Regions from separate parts of the Mus musculus genome. Here region 1 is linked to region 2. Evidence: chromatin contacts called from ENCODE POLR2A ChIA-PET data. All regions are on one chromosome and are shown on one strand. Each heading gives the region's core, a stretch centred on a gene start or an enhancer-like site at or near the end of the contact. The rest is flanking DNA. Distances are from core to core; before and after follow the strand shown.

What was found. ChIA-PET counts read pairs that join two places held with the same protein, here RNA polymerase II (POLR2A).
Region 1: POLR2A ChIA-PET joins it to region 2 with 138 read pairs in embryonic stem cell. The contact joins the promoter of Txn1 here to the promoter of D630039A03Rik in region 2. POLR2A ChIA-PET finds 5 or more read pairs at or near these places in 5 of 5 experiments (Patski and embryonic stem cell).

What each region holds. Positions count from the first base shown.
Region 1 is chr4:57,950,364-57,957,682 of GRCm38, forward strand. Txn1 (thioredoxin 1) reads right to left here and starts at 6,048. Exons shown (of 5, transcript NM_011660.3): 1 at 5,824-6,048; 2 at 1,434-1,538; 3 at 476-535. The coding sequence starts at 5,847. Gm35344 (a long non-coding RNA gene) reads left to right here and starts at 6,080. Exons shown (of 3, transcript XR_881303.3): 1 at 6,080-7,149.
Region 2 is chr4:57,910,694-57,918,246 of GRCm38, forward strand. D630039A03Rik (RIKEN cDNA D630039A03 gene) reads right to left here and starts at 5,571. Exons shown (of 2, transcript NM_178727.2): 1 at 4,904-5,571. The coding sequence starts at 5,102. It overlaps Gm42293 (a long non-coding RNA gene), which reads left to right and starts at 5,815. Exons shown (of 5, transcript XR_881308.3): 1 at 5,815-6,044; 2 at 6,862-7,041; 3 at 7,305-7,381; 4 at 7,512-7,553.

The sequences.
Region 1 (7,319 bases), core at 4,798-7,297, 40 kb after region 2:
CAGGGTGACTCTAATGTTTGTTGTAATGCCAGGGCTTTCTCACCGATTCAGACCAAGCATACGAATAACAATATTCTTTTTAGAAAGAGCCCGTGGATACAGTTCCCACACACGAGAAGTTCAGAGCACCTCAACAGTGGCCTCACAATTCCACGATGCCACCTAGTCTACTATCTCTTAGAGCCAAAGTGAACTTATTTCCAGTGATCATCTGGGGGCGGGGGGATGTAGAATATAGGCCCCAAAGGCCCCCACAGGCTGCGAGTGGTGAGATGCTTACTCTAGATGTGCAAACACAGCTCTCTGAGTGTCTAGGACCACACCCATAACTGGCACACGCCCTATTCTTCCGAAATAGAACTTCTTAGAGTCCCACTTCTAGTATTACTGGACGTTTTTATTTTAAACAACAGGGTAGACTCCAGTGGAGGCCACTGTGAAGGTGTTTGGTAGCATCCGATTTCGTACTACGTACCTGGCAGTCATCCACATCCACTTCAAGGAACACCACATTGGAATACTTGTCACAGAGGGACTGGAAACATTCAAACAAACCAAGAAGCGTTAGAACTGGATAATAGCATTCAACATAGTTAAGCGTCTTCAAAGGAAATGTAACAGAGATTAAACATTTATTTAATTTTAGCTTATGCATACGGGTGGTTTGGTTACATGTATGTCTGTACACCATGGGTGTGCCTGGCGCCTGCAAAGGCCAGAAGAGGGCGCTGAACACCCCACAAGAGTTATAGAAGGTTGTGACTCTCCCATTTGGGTGCTGGGAACCAAACCAAAGTCCCCTGCAAGAGCAGCCAGTGCTTTTAACCACTGAGCCATCTCTCCAGCTCCATACACTTATTTTGAAAGAACTTATTTTATTTATTATTGCATTATTATTGATGTAAATGTGTACAGGTGCATGTGGAAGTCCGAGAGCAACCTCTGGGAACTGGTTCTGTCTTTCCAGGGTGGGTTTTGAGGATCAAACTCAGATCCTCAGGCTGGCAGGGTGAGCCATGTGTCTTTTTTTTCCCCCACTGAGCAATCTCACTAGCCAGGTCTAAAAATTCAGCCTAGAGATGAAGCAAGCGCCAGGGACACAGCTGTCTCTCAGTCAAGTGTTCCTAAGAGTAAAGTAATTCGGCACTGTAACTTTGAAGGCCGAATTTCACACTAGGCCCAGGTATCAAATCAGGGAAGGGGGGGGGGAGATCCTGGGGCAGGGGACAAAATTATTTAAGACAACAAAACTCCCCAAAGTTGTCCTCAATGAACTATATTACGTAAGTTTCCATGCTAGTACTACTTTTAAGCCAATGACACAGGAGAATAAAATAAAGCAAACAGCAAACTCCTCGCACCCATTAATTTCAATCCTTTTCTCTGGCTTGGGTCTACCACCCAGCCTCAAAGCTCACTGCTACTCCACTCACATGGAAGAAGGGCTTGATCATTTTGCAAGGTCCACACCACGTAGCAGAGAAGTCCACCACGACAAGCTTGTCTCCCGCGGCGGCCAGGGCCTCCTGAAAAGCTTCCTGCAGAGGGAGAAAGAAACACCTGTGTTACACATCATATACTTTCACTTTCCGTGAGATGTGGCCAGGTGCCACCACGCCTTTAAACCCAGCACTCACGCTGGAGGCCAACATGGTCTACCACAGTGGCCAGTTCCAGGCCAGTCAGTGAGGACCCCCCCTCCCCCATATCCTCCAAAAAGACCCAAGCAAACATGCAAATCAGCAACAAAGAGATATTAAGTACAAAAGATGAGGTTCGGCTCTTCGGGCCTATCTTTTAATCCAAAGCAACCACATAAAGTGGCCTGAAAGGAATCCTGCACACAGTTGGCATTATTATACTTGATCAGGTGATATAAGCAGAGTGTATTGGTCTTCAAGTCTTCAGGAATATGTATAAGATATTACGAACTGCCTAACCTGAGGTGGTGTATGGACCCAGGGCCTGGCACCTGCCTCTGAGTTACATCCTTAGCACATAACCAACATTTACACTAAATACAAGAAAGGGAAATAGGCATTTGTGGTAAAAATGTTTACCCTTTAAAATCAGTTCTGTGATAGATAGTGGATTCTTAGGGGGTTGGTGAAAGGAGCCTCAAAAACTGAAGAAGCTCCACAAGAAGACACAGTTAAGCAATGGGGAAGTCACAAGTTACTTAACCAAGGGTCAAATGAAGGCAACACTTACCGTATTTGTCTAGAGTAAAACATGGGAAAACCTCTGACCCCAAGGCAGAGTCCAGGAGAGCAGTCTCCTACTCAGCTCATCACTAGCATAATGTCCTGTGTGTTGCTGTGTTAAGATTTAATTTGTGTGTGTATCTGCTGGTGCCGAGAGGGGTCTTGGGATCCCCCCTAGAGCTGGAGCCATGGGTAGTGGGTACTGCCTGAGGGTCTCTTAACCACCACGCCAGCACTCCAGCCCCTTCTGTGTGCTTTAACCAGGGCCTATAGAGTTGGGATCTTTCTGGTTTATCCACCTTTGGCTTTTGCCCTATGGATCAAAACTCTGTTCTTTACATGAATCCAAGTTTTGGTTTCTCAAGAAGGAATTATTCTGTCATATGAAATCCCCAGCAAAAATGATTAAAAAAAAAAAAAAACAAACCCTCACTGCCAACCTCTCTGAATTATTTACTAAAAGCCTTGAGACTGTAACCCTAGGAACCTAACAGTCTAGTCACCAGGGACTCATTCAAACCACCATTAGTCATGGAGAGTGACCAAAACCCAAACCGGGGCAACAAAGTGAATCAAAGCAACACACACAAGTTGTATCTGAAGCCAACATTTCCTTCTGGGAAAAATGCTGGTCAAATTATTTAGCAAAAACTAAGACAAATTAAGAATATTATATCTGGTCCAACAAAGGAAAGTAAATATCTTATAACCACACACACACCCCTAGTTAAAACCTAATGCATTTTCATGGGGGTATACTTACTTTAATTTTAATTTATATTTACTGTTTCTTATATTTGCATTTATTTATTTATGAGTATCAGTGTTTATGTCTGCATGTATTTATGTACATCACTTGTGTGCCTGGTGTCCTAAGAAGCCAGAAGAGGGTATCAGATGCTCTGGAACTGGAGTTAGAGATGGGTATAAGTGACCATGTTGGTGTTGGGTATTGAGCCCCACCCTACCCTATGGAAGAACACCCAATCCTCTTATCTGCTAAGCCGTCTCTTTGGCCCTGGATACAGTTTTTAGGTTTTTAATTTCTATCTCACATTTTTTTTTCTTTCAAGGAAAACAATCACATGTCATTTCTGAGAACACTACAGAATGGCTACGACAGCTTCCAGAGACGTCTAGTCAGACTTGCCCATCAAATCCATGTCTGGGTGTGAAGAGCGGGCAGAGCAATGGAAACCACTGTTCCCAACCACCACTGGTTGTTGCAGATAATTCTCTTACAAAATCTCCCCTTATGTAATTATCAGAGGCCACAGCACCTATTCTTTATTGTAAGACACAGGTCAAGGTGGTATGGCAGGCTGCTCTGATGACACCCACATCTGGACCACGATTGATCCTCAATAAGAAAAGAGTCATTCCAGAGCCAGAGCTGCCAGAAACACGCCCTGCGACGCAGGAGGAGGAGTCTCTAGGGAGCGGCCTGGACCTTGCTCCTTAGCAGTCACCTGGGGTACCGATCCAAATCCGAGGGTCCTTAGCTGGGACCTGAGTCCCAGTTGATGAGATTACATGACAAAACAGGGCAAACTGCATCTCAAACACTCTCAAGGTTTACCCCCAAAAGCTATGAGGCAAAACCAAGCAACACTACTCAAAATACTGAAAATGCGGCTCACAATCCTAATTTCGGGCTTCAGTGAACACCAATTACAGAGGCAGGGATGTGCAAACTTGCAAAACAAGTTTTCTTCTGCCGATCTGTATTGGCTTGAAGAGTATTCAAAATTATCTACTAAGAAGCACATCACAATTTTTAGCTCTAGAAACCAATAACCACAATTGGCAAGTGTCGCCAGTACTGACACCAATAACCTGGAGACAAAACAACACACCCGGAGTAGACCGGAGCAGATGCTATCATCTCTTTTCTCAAACATACCCAATTCAGGGGCTGGCAAGATGGCTCAGCACATTAAAGTGCCTGCCACCAAGACCAACGAACTGAGTTCAATACCCACGACCCACAAGGTAGAAGTGAGCCAACTCTCTCAAGTTGTCCTCTGACCACTGCCAATGGATGCCCCACCCCTATATGTGAATATAAACCGAAACAGAAAGCCCCAACAACAAAACCATATTCAGCAAATAACAAAGTGTTCTTTGCTTTTTTTTTGAGACAGCCCAGCCTCCTGAGCGCTGGGGATTAGAGGCATGAGCCAACGCCTTGGTCTAACACGTGGTCTGTGAAGCACTGAGCAAAGTGTGTGTGTAGTTCAAGGAATAATTTTATTCTTAAAGATAAACACGGCAAATCAACTGTTGATTTCTGAGCCATTATATCATAGCCTATTATTCCACTCCTGTGTGGAGATTGACCCCAGGGGCCTTTAACTACCCACACAGTCGTCAGAAATAAGGCTACATTTTACATAGTTTAATTAATCAACTTAAGCCCATCACATGAAATTTATGTGTATTCAGTTTAACTTCTGATTCTGGGCGACTCCGATCAGAGCCTTGGTAGCAGGCTTTTGGGGCCCAAGCTTTTTCCGAGTAACTGGTTTCCTGGCACCAATGTACACCGCTCCTATTGGAATGGCAAAGGTTCCATAAGTAGGTCAGTTTAAACAGATAAGGATCCAACTGGGTGCTGGGACTAATATGGCTGGTAGTGGGTGAGCCAACTTTTGTACTGAGACCCAACCAGGTGCTCAAAACTGGAGGGCGCGGACCTGTCTTCCACGGATTTCCTAGTTTAAGGGTGAGCCAGTCTTTCACACATCAATTTCCACCCCCAACCTCCTTTCACTTTTCATTTTATAAATATTCCCCGAATAGTTACAGTGTAACAGGCTCTGGGTTTCCCAATCTGGAGGATATTTTGGTTCTCAGTAACTTTCGAATATGGTAACAGTTTTTCCCTTGGGTATTATTTTTCTTTTCCCAAAGGGCAGGACTTTGTACTTGACTACTCCCTGGGGGAGAGCCCTGGTTCCAGCAAAGCCCACTTATGGAGGGTCAATCACTGAAACCTTAAGGTTGCGAGGCCCCGGGGCCAGACTTTGGGGACTGAGTCATTCCAAAGCCAGAGCTGCCGGAAACACGCCCTGCGACGCAGGAGGAGGAGTCTCTCGGGCGCGGCCTGGACCTTTCTCCTTAGTAGTCACCTGGGGTACCGATCCGAGGGTACTTAACTGGGACCCGAGACCCACCCTCATGCACCGACCTGGCCTGTGTCCTCTAGGCGGCAGGTCACTGATGGAGGGAAACTAAGGCCGAGCCCAGCAGTACAACACACCCGCGCGGCGTGTGGCACCGCGTACTCGAGAAGTGGCGGCTCTCCATCTTTTCCTAGAGATCCTAAATCCTGATTCAGTTGGGGCACGGGAAGGGGGGAGTGTCACAGGAGGACCCCGGTCCATCTCTTCACCTCCGCCAGATTTGGGCTGGCGGTAGGGAGTGCAGCTCCGGGGACTCAGGTGCTGCCCACGAGTGCATCTCCCGTACCCGGCGTTCCAGGGTCCCCTCGTCCCCTCCCCCAGGGCATGCTCCACCGCCGAGGGCGCACACAGGCCCTGGGCCGCTAAGCCCGCGGGGACACCGAGAGTGTCCTCTTCAGCACCGCGGGATGTGCGCGGCGCCCGGGCATGCGTACCTTGCTCTCGATCAGCTTCACCATTTTGGCTGTTGCGGGGAGGGAGCCACACGCGTCTCAGCAGAACCAGATGGAAATGGATCCAAGGCGCCCAACGGAGCTTGCAACCGAGTGCGGCGCCCGCCTTCTCTTTATAGAAATAGGGCGGAGCGCAGCAGGGCGGGGCGGACGGGCACGCGCGGCGGGGACGCGCTTCCCGCCTCCCGCGTCCGCCAAGGCGCCTGGGCAGGCCGCGCCTAGACCACGCCCCCAAGAGGTGGGGCGGTTTTCCAGGGGGCGGAGCCAGAGTCGGCTACTAGTGCAGCCTGGGGACTGTCCTAGCGCTGGCCTCACTCCTGGCTTCCCCGCCCCACTCTAAGCTGCCGAACAAGAACCTTAGTTTATAAGGGGCGGAGCTAGCACAGGCTCCTGGAGCAGCTTCGGGTTTTTCCAGGCTCCAGACGCCGCGCGGCAGCTACCCCTAAGAGCCAACTTCCAGCTGCCTCAAGGGCACTTTAACAGCGAACAGCGCCGGGGTAGATCACGGTCCTCTCTCACACCGTAGAGTCCTTCTGTAATCACACTGCCCATGCCCCAAACTAGACCTAAGTCAGATACTTCCAGATTGGGGCTGGGGACAGTCCCTAGGACTGCCCAGGCAGAGGTGTATCCTTAGACTAGGGCGGCCATGCTGCAGTTCGACTCAAAGTGCTGAGTAACGATGACCAGGAAGTGTCTCAGTGCGCGTCCTCGCCAACTTTCTGGGTAGTTCTTTGCCGCTTCTTTCTCCTCTCTCTCTCCTATTCCTTAACTTTAACAGGTGAACCTGCTACTGGGAGAGGCACAGAGCCGTTTAGAGCCCTGTTCTGTGCCCCATGCACATGTAGGCATGATAGAGATCGGATAGTCTAGCTCCCAGCATTGTCTTGAAGGATTTAAGGGCTTGAAAACTGACTGAGGACAGCGTTTGGCCCATAAGGAAGCACTCAATGAATTATTCTAATTATAGTCATCGCGAGCGCTAATTAAGCTTGCGTGGTGCCTTGTGGGGCCTTGCTGAGTTTGGCTGCCTTGTATTTACAATGACAGTATAGGCTTTGAGGAGATTTTTCCGCCTTGGGAGAGGACGCCAGGAAGAGTCTTCTTCAATGATAACTGAGGTGATGTTCAGGAGGACAGGGCATGGTGGAAGAAGCTAAGATTCTTAAGGTGGCTTTGTGCAGCCCCAAGAGTGCCGCTGTATGTTCTGGTGAAGCAGCTGAGGTGGAGACTGGACAGAGCCAGCATCCTGGGAGGAACTCACCAAGCCTGCATTTGGAGAGCCGATCTAGATAAATCTACATCGAGGTGAAGCACGGGAGGCTAATGAAACTGTGTCTCAGCCACCCTACCCCTACCCACTGGCTTCCCTTGTTCAAAACATTTAAAATACCAGAACCAGTTGTGCGATGTTTTTGAAGGGCTGAGGAATTCAAGTAATGAGTGAGGATGTAGACAAGAGGGAGTGTTCTGAACAT
Region 2 (7,553 bases), core at 4,321-6,820:
CAGACCCTGAATGCCAAGGGGACCAGATACCCAGAGTATTACATATGTGAACCCACACATGCAAACACGCATGACCCAGCACATGCACTCTTCCCCAACATATAATTATAATTATTCATAAATCAACAAGTATTTACCAAACACTATATACAAGGCCTTGTTTATCTGAGGTTCCATGTGGTGAAAATACTCACAACCTTATGAATGGGTCCTACTAGAGGAGAAAGACAGCAAGCAAATAAATATATCAAAAATTCAGGTGCTAATTGGAACATGTGCAGAGAGTGAGAGATTTTGTCACTCATTCATACATGGGATGTTCCGCCAGGCCCTCTCAGGCTCAGAGTGCTGTGTGGAAGAGGAGTCAGGAAGATTGTAAGAACTGGAGGAGATGGATGGCTCCAAGGAGCCAGCATCCTGCAGACACAGCAGGGCTGAGGCACACATGAACTCGCAGGCAGCACGCACAGCGCATGCACAGGTTCAAGTCAGACAGGGTCCCAGTGCTGAGAGAGGGAGGCAGACAGGGGCACCCACTCCTAATCATCTGCAATGGGTACACACGTACATAGAAAAAAACATAAGTCTTTTCCAGTGATGCCTTATTAATCACATTTCTGGGTAGGCCCCAGGCCCAGCAGTAGATAGCCAACACAGAGGAATTATGGTAATTATCCGTGGTAATTATGTAGACTTTTCTCATATTGCTTGTTTGGCTGGTTTTTTGTTTTGTTTTGGTTTTTGGTTTTTTTTGTCTTACTGGTCTTTTGCTTATATATGTTGGTTTCCACTTTTGTGTTTCTGTGAGTTTTTCTTCGTATGTGTGCTTTCTTGTTTGTGTTTTAAAGAGAGAAAGAAAGGGCTTGGAGCTGAGGGAGGAGGAAAAATGATCAAAATATATTGTATGGAAATAATTTTTTCAATAAAAATAATTCAGGCTAAGATCAAAAACTCAGGTGACAGCAGATGCTGGCGAGGATGTGGAGAAAAGGGAACACTCCCCCATTGTTGGTGGGATTGCAAGCTTATACAACCACTCTGGAAATCAGTCTGGCGGTTCCCCAGAAAATTGGACATAGTACTACCGGAGGATCCCGCAATACCTCCCCTGGGCATATATCCAGAAGATGTCCCAACCGGTAAGAAGAACACATGCTCCACTATGTTCATAGCAGCCTTGTTTATAATAGCCAGAAGCTGGAAAGAACCCAGATGCCCCTCAACAGAGGAATGGATACAGAAAATGTGGTACATTTACACAATGGAATACTACTCAGCTATTAAAAAAATGAATTTATGAAATTCCTAGGCAAATGGATGGACCTGGAGGGTATCATCCTGAGTGAGGTAACCCAATCACAAAGGAACTCGCACAATATGTACTCACTGATAAGTGGATATTAGCCCAGAAACTTAGGATACCCAAGATATAAGATACAACTTGCCAAACGCATGAAATTCAAGAAGAACGAAGACCAAAGTGTGGACACTTTACCCTTTCTTAGAAATGGGAACAAAACACCCATGGAAGGAGTTACAGAGACAAAATTTGGAGCTGTGACGAAAGGATGGACCATCTAGTGATTGCTATATGCAGGGATCCATCCCATAATCAGCTTCCAAATGCTGACACCATTGCATACACTAGCAAGATTTTGCTGAAAGGACCCAGATATACCTCTCTCTTGTGAGACTATGCTGGGGCCTAGCAAACACAGAAGTGGATGATCACAGTCAGCTATTGGATGGGTCACACGGCCCCCAATGGAGGAGCTAGAGAAAGTACCCAAGGAGCTAAAGGGAACTGCAACCCTATAGGTGGAACAACAATATGAACTAACCAGTACCCCGGAGCTCTTGTCTCTAGCTGCATATGTATCAAAAGATGGCCTAGTCGGCCATCACTGCAAAGAGAGGCCCATTGGACTTGCAAACTTTATATGCCCCAGTACAGGGGAACGCCAGGGCCAAAAAGGGGGAGTGGGTGGGTAGGGGAGTGGGTGGGAGGGTATGGGGGACCTTTGGGATAGCATTGAAAATGTAAACGAGGAAAATACCTAATAAAAAAAGAAAAAGAAAAAAATGAATAAAATGACAATTTGGATCAAAAAATAATTCAGCTGTTAATCAGTTTTAGGGAAAAACTAAAGCATAAATGACGGTCAAAACGTCAGTGAGGGGACTGGAGAGATGGCTCGGTTGTTAAGAGCACTGGCTGCTCTTTCAGAGGACCCAGATTCTATTCCCGCACCCATATGGCAGCTCACAACTTTCTGTAACTCCAGTTCCAGGTAATCTGACACCTTCACAAGACAGACATAGGCAAAACAACAATGTACATAAGATAATTTTTTTTAATGCTTTGGTTCTAGGAGAATTTTAGTGTCATTTCAAAACAAAGCAAAACCAAACCAAAAACCAAACCAAAACCTTTAGTGAGAGTGCATGAACTCTCTCTTGGAAGAAGTGAGAGTTAATATTTAAGAATAGCAAGGGTTGCCAGGAGGTGATGGCACACACCTTGGATCCCAGCACTGGGGAGACAGAAGCAAGCAGATCTCTAGGAGTTGGAAGTCAGCCTGGTCTACAGACAGCTAAGTTCCAGGACAGCCAGAGCTACACAAAGAAACTTTGTCTCCACAACCCCCTCCCCCTCATAAAAAGAATGGCAAGGATCAAGGATATACACACATGCACACACACAATACCATACACACACACACACACACACACCCTGCTGTGATTTAGATCTTAAATCTCAAAAATTCTTTGCTAAAGGCTTGGTCCCAGGGTTAGGATGAGCATCCTTAAGAGAATGTGGAAGATCTGGAAGGTGCCTACTCATAGGAAGTTGGATCATAGGGGCACACTGTCCAAGGGGGTACTGGGATACCAGCATCTTCCCCTAGTTTTTGTTTCCTGGCCTCCAGGAGGACAGCACTGTCTGCCACCACATGCTCCTACCATGCTGGTCTGTGCTGACAAAGATCCAAAACAACAGGTCCAAGTAACTGGAATGAAAGTCCTGAAACCATGAGCCAGAATAAACCTTTCCTCCATTTAAGTTTACTCGTCTGATACTTTGTTTCAAGATGTAAAGCTGACTAACAGACTCCTCTCTGAACGTTCTCCTTAGCTTGGGGGGCGGGGGGGGGGGGGTTGTGTCTAGGCTTCCAATAATGATTTAACCACCCAAGACAGAGAAGAGAGTCCACGGTCACTTTACTGAGATGCTTTCAGTGTCTCTTTCTTCTCTGAACAGGGCTTCTAAGCTGCGGCTGCAGACAGATGCCTCTTCCTTCTCAAGGATTTTTTTTTTTTCACTTTGTGGAATGTGCTAGTTCACTGTGAACTTTTAGAGCATAGGGAATTGTTTGCCTACAGAAATCAGATCCATCCTGAGCTGGAAGTCCTGACCTGGCACTTGTTAGTGCCCTCATTGCTAACAAAGTAGAGTTGGGGGGGGGGATGGTACTGGAGGAATGACATCATCAGGAAGGCCCTCTGAGTCCCAGCTTGATACATCCAAAAGAATCAGAGGAACTAGAAGAGCAGATGCAGCCAGTTCTGCACACAGGTGCAGCCTTCCTTCCACATGGCCCCAGGGATGAGGGATGATCTGCTCTGGTGATGACTTCACTTCCGCCTTTAGCATGGCAAGCACACCAGTCTACTGAATTAGATACTCTGCAGGAGTTAGAGAACAAGGAAAGAGGGGGAGGAAAACATAGGCATCCGCTCGCTCTCCAGTCTACCAGGAGAGGGCTCTGGAGGCTGGGAGTCAGGGGAGGGGTTGTCATAAGGCCAGGCAGGTCTTCAGAGTAGGACCTTTTAACTTTCAGTTCCAGTTCCAGTCTATGGTCATACAGGACAAAGAGAAAGAGAAGCACACACACACACACACACACACACACACACACACACACACACACACACACACACACGGGAAGAGAAGGAGGGAAGGTGGGAGGAAGGGAGGGAGGGGTCCGTGGCCCCTAGCCAAATAGTGAAACCTTCTGCTAAAGCCCTAGACTGCAAATCCTTTAGCATAGGGTCCTCCTTCAAGCAAATGAGAATATTCAGGAGCACAGACAAGTTTTACACTTGTTTCCCCTTCCTTTTAAAAGAGGCTTTCAAGATTAATTTTATTTTTGCACGTAGAAATGTTTTTGCCTGCATGTACATATGTGCACCACATGCATGCCTGGTGCCTGTGGAGTTCAGAAAAGGATTGGAACTGGAGCGAGAGGGTTGCAAGCCACCATGTAGGTGCTGGAATGGACCCCAGATCCTCTCTGCAAGAGCAACGCTGTGATCTTAACCACAGCCCCCCATCTTTTATCTTTCCACCGGCTTTGGTTTGGTTTAGTCTGGAGGGGGCATGGGGGAAGGTAAACTCAGGCTTTGTCCCAAGCCTGTGCAGAACCGCTCTGTGCTAAGGTGTGATACCTATCACTGTAGAATGTAGAACTCTTTGCCTGCTTGAGCCCTGAATCCTGACTCAGCCAGTTGCTCTAAAATTGGGACTCCCCATCTTTCTTCTGCAAAGCCATTCTCTCTGTTTTGCCTGTGGATCCAGTCAGGAGGCTGACTCTCCATCATCCTACTTAGCCTAGTAGGAGGGTGCCAAGACTGCTCACCTGACCAACCAGTCAAGCCAGATCAGAATTAGGGGAAAATAGACACGGAGACCAGGAACAGTGGCCGTTGGCCAAATGCTTGGCAGAGAGGCCTCTGTTCCTTTGGCTAAGAAACAGGCTGGGCACAGCCACCCTGATCAAGCTTCCGTGGCTCGGTGCTGACTGGGTCAGCAAACAGCTTTTTTCTTCCTCTCCGTGGACTTTCAGTCCCCCCGGTTCCACCCACAGAAGTTCCCCCCTCTGCAACACACGCCCAGCCCTACCTTTAGGGAACACCATTAGGTGGGCCTGGGTCCTCTGCTGTTTCCTCAGACCTTCATACTGGGCACGAAGAAACTGGATGTTTACAGGAGGCCCTTGACCTGGCGCCTGAGTCCTGGAACCCTCAGCCATTAAGCAGGTCCCCAGTTCCAAGAACTTGGGTAGAGCAGGGCACGGGCAGGCCAACCCTTTCATCCGCATCCGGGAGAAGAGCAAACACTGAGGGCTGAGGCAGGGGGAGGGGAGGAGAAAAGAAGTGTAGACGGTAGCGTGAAAGAAAGAGAAGAAGAACAGGGAGCAAGGAGAGAAGCTGGCAAGATACGGGGGGAGAGAGAAGGAGAAACGGAAGGGACAAGATCGGGGAGGTGGGGAGAGGAAGAGTGGGGAACAGTTAGTTCTTAACTAAAGAGGAGGATTCGGAGAGGGGCTGAAAAGGGGGCAGCGGAAAGACAAGGAGAGAATGGAGTGAGGAGCGGTTAAGAGCAGAGAGTGGGGTGGGCAGGAGGAGAAGGTGGGGAGGGTTGAAGAGCCACAGGTAGGAGTTGAGCGAGCGAGGGATCCAGCTCAGCTGCTGCGCTCTTTCTCAGTCCAGGGAGCTTTTATTCCAGACGGCTTCCTTGAGTGATGGTCAAGCTTAGAAAGCCGTTCCGAGGGCCACCGTGAGATTCCAGTTTCCTGGCAGAGCCGAGCTGGTCTGAGGAGTGCCAGGTGCCTGCTCAGTTCACAGATTTTGAACTTGACTTAGCAGGTCATCAAAACCTGCTGGCTTAATGAGCAACCACCACAAAAAAAAAGAAACAGCTTCTGCAACTTCAAAAGCTGGGGCTCCGATGTGTACAAGGTCACCCTAAGGTTTGAAGGCAGCCCCCAGCACACCTCTCAGATAAAAACTCCGGCATAAAGTCTGCCATAGAGACAGAGTCCAGGGTAGCCCTGGCTTCCCGCCAACCCCACCTCTTTGACATTTGAGCAGCCTTTGTGGTCTTGGCTTTTTCCAACTAAGTAACAAGTGGGTGTTTATTTTGCCCACAGCTACGTGCACCCTCACCCCCTTTTTGCCAGCCCTATCATTTCTGCGAATGGCAGACACTGCCTCTTCTTACACTAGCCGTGATCTATCCCTGCTCTGCTCTGCTTACTCAAGTAAGTGCGATTCTTTCTCCTAAGGCAATCCTTACCACTGGCCACTCTTGCAGAGCAATGGGTAGGGGATGGAGGAGGGTAAATCTTCAAAGAGTAGTCAAGGTAGTTCACTGGGGCTGCCATCACAAAGTCTCACAAACTGGGTGGTTTAAACATCAGACATTGTTCTATTTGTTTCAGAGACTATAAATCCAAGATCACGTGTGATCAGAGTCCGATCCTGTGGGAGAGTGTTCTATAAACCTTGACTAGCTCCTGCTGGCTTGCTTTTGCAGCCTGGTGGCCTTCATTTTTATGAAGGAATCACTTCACCTTTGTCTCGTTGTAATGTTCTCATGTTGAAATTTTCCCCTTTTATAAGGACACCAGTCACTGGATTAGTGCTTAGCCTGATAACCTCATCTTAATTTAACTAATTAAATTGGCAATAAACCTACTTCCTAGTAGGGCACATTGCAGGCTCCAGATTTAAGATGGCAGCAAGAGAACTGGAACTGAGCTGGTAAGATTTAGCTTTTGTTGGGTAGACCATGACAGTACCATTCAGGGAAACAGGAAGGAAGGGAGAGATGACCGGGGAGGAGCAACAGGGGACTAGTTTTAGATGTTATAGTTGGGGTGTCTTTGATCTTTCTGGCAGCAGGAGGGAGCCAGATGGTGCAGGGTGCTTTGTGGGGAAATCTCACTTGAAAATGCCATTCGTTTTGAAAAAGATAATTTGTTATTGGGAAGATTTTATTGTTAGGAATATATAGAATCAAGAAGTGATCCTAGATTGATCTCTGCCTTCCTCCCTCGCTCCCTCCCTTCCTTTCAGGAGTTATATGTACACATTTGTACGGATACACATGCCCATGTGTGTGTATGCATGTGTGCATGGAAGTCAAAGGTTGATGGCACAGGTGTGGGCATCATGATTCTGAGGTGGTCTTCTGCTGATCTTGAAATGCACCAGTTTGGTGAGGCTGTCTGGCCAATGTGCTCCAAGGACCTACAGGTGGGTATGTTCCCAGTGTTGGCCTTATAGACTCATGTCACCTGGCCTTGCCTTTATGCTGAGCTGGAGAGCTGCACTCAGCTCCTCTTGCTTGCACACAAGCACTTAACCAACTGAGGCATCTCCCTTCCCTCCCACTCTCCCTCCCTCCTTCCCTCCCTCCTTCTCCCCTCCTTCCCTCTTTCCCTTAGTTCCTTTCTTCCTTATTTTCTTTGTCTTTTTTTTTTTAATTTAAAAAAATTTTAAATTCTTTTACTTTTTAGACAGTTTCACTTTGTAGCCCAAACTGGTCTGGAACTCAATGTTATCTATCCTCCTGTATCGGACTCCCGTGCCCACTGTGAGTGCTAGGATTATGGGTACATGCCATGCCTGCCTTTCCTTCTGTTAGTTTCCCATTAGCATACCATGTTCACATAGAGATGCCCCCCTTTATACTCTATTTTCTTCCCCCTCCTCTCTTATCTCAGGGCTTCCTTCTCTTCCATGCTCTGGTGGAAGAGCATGTGGCA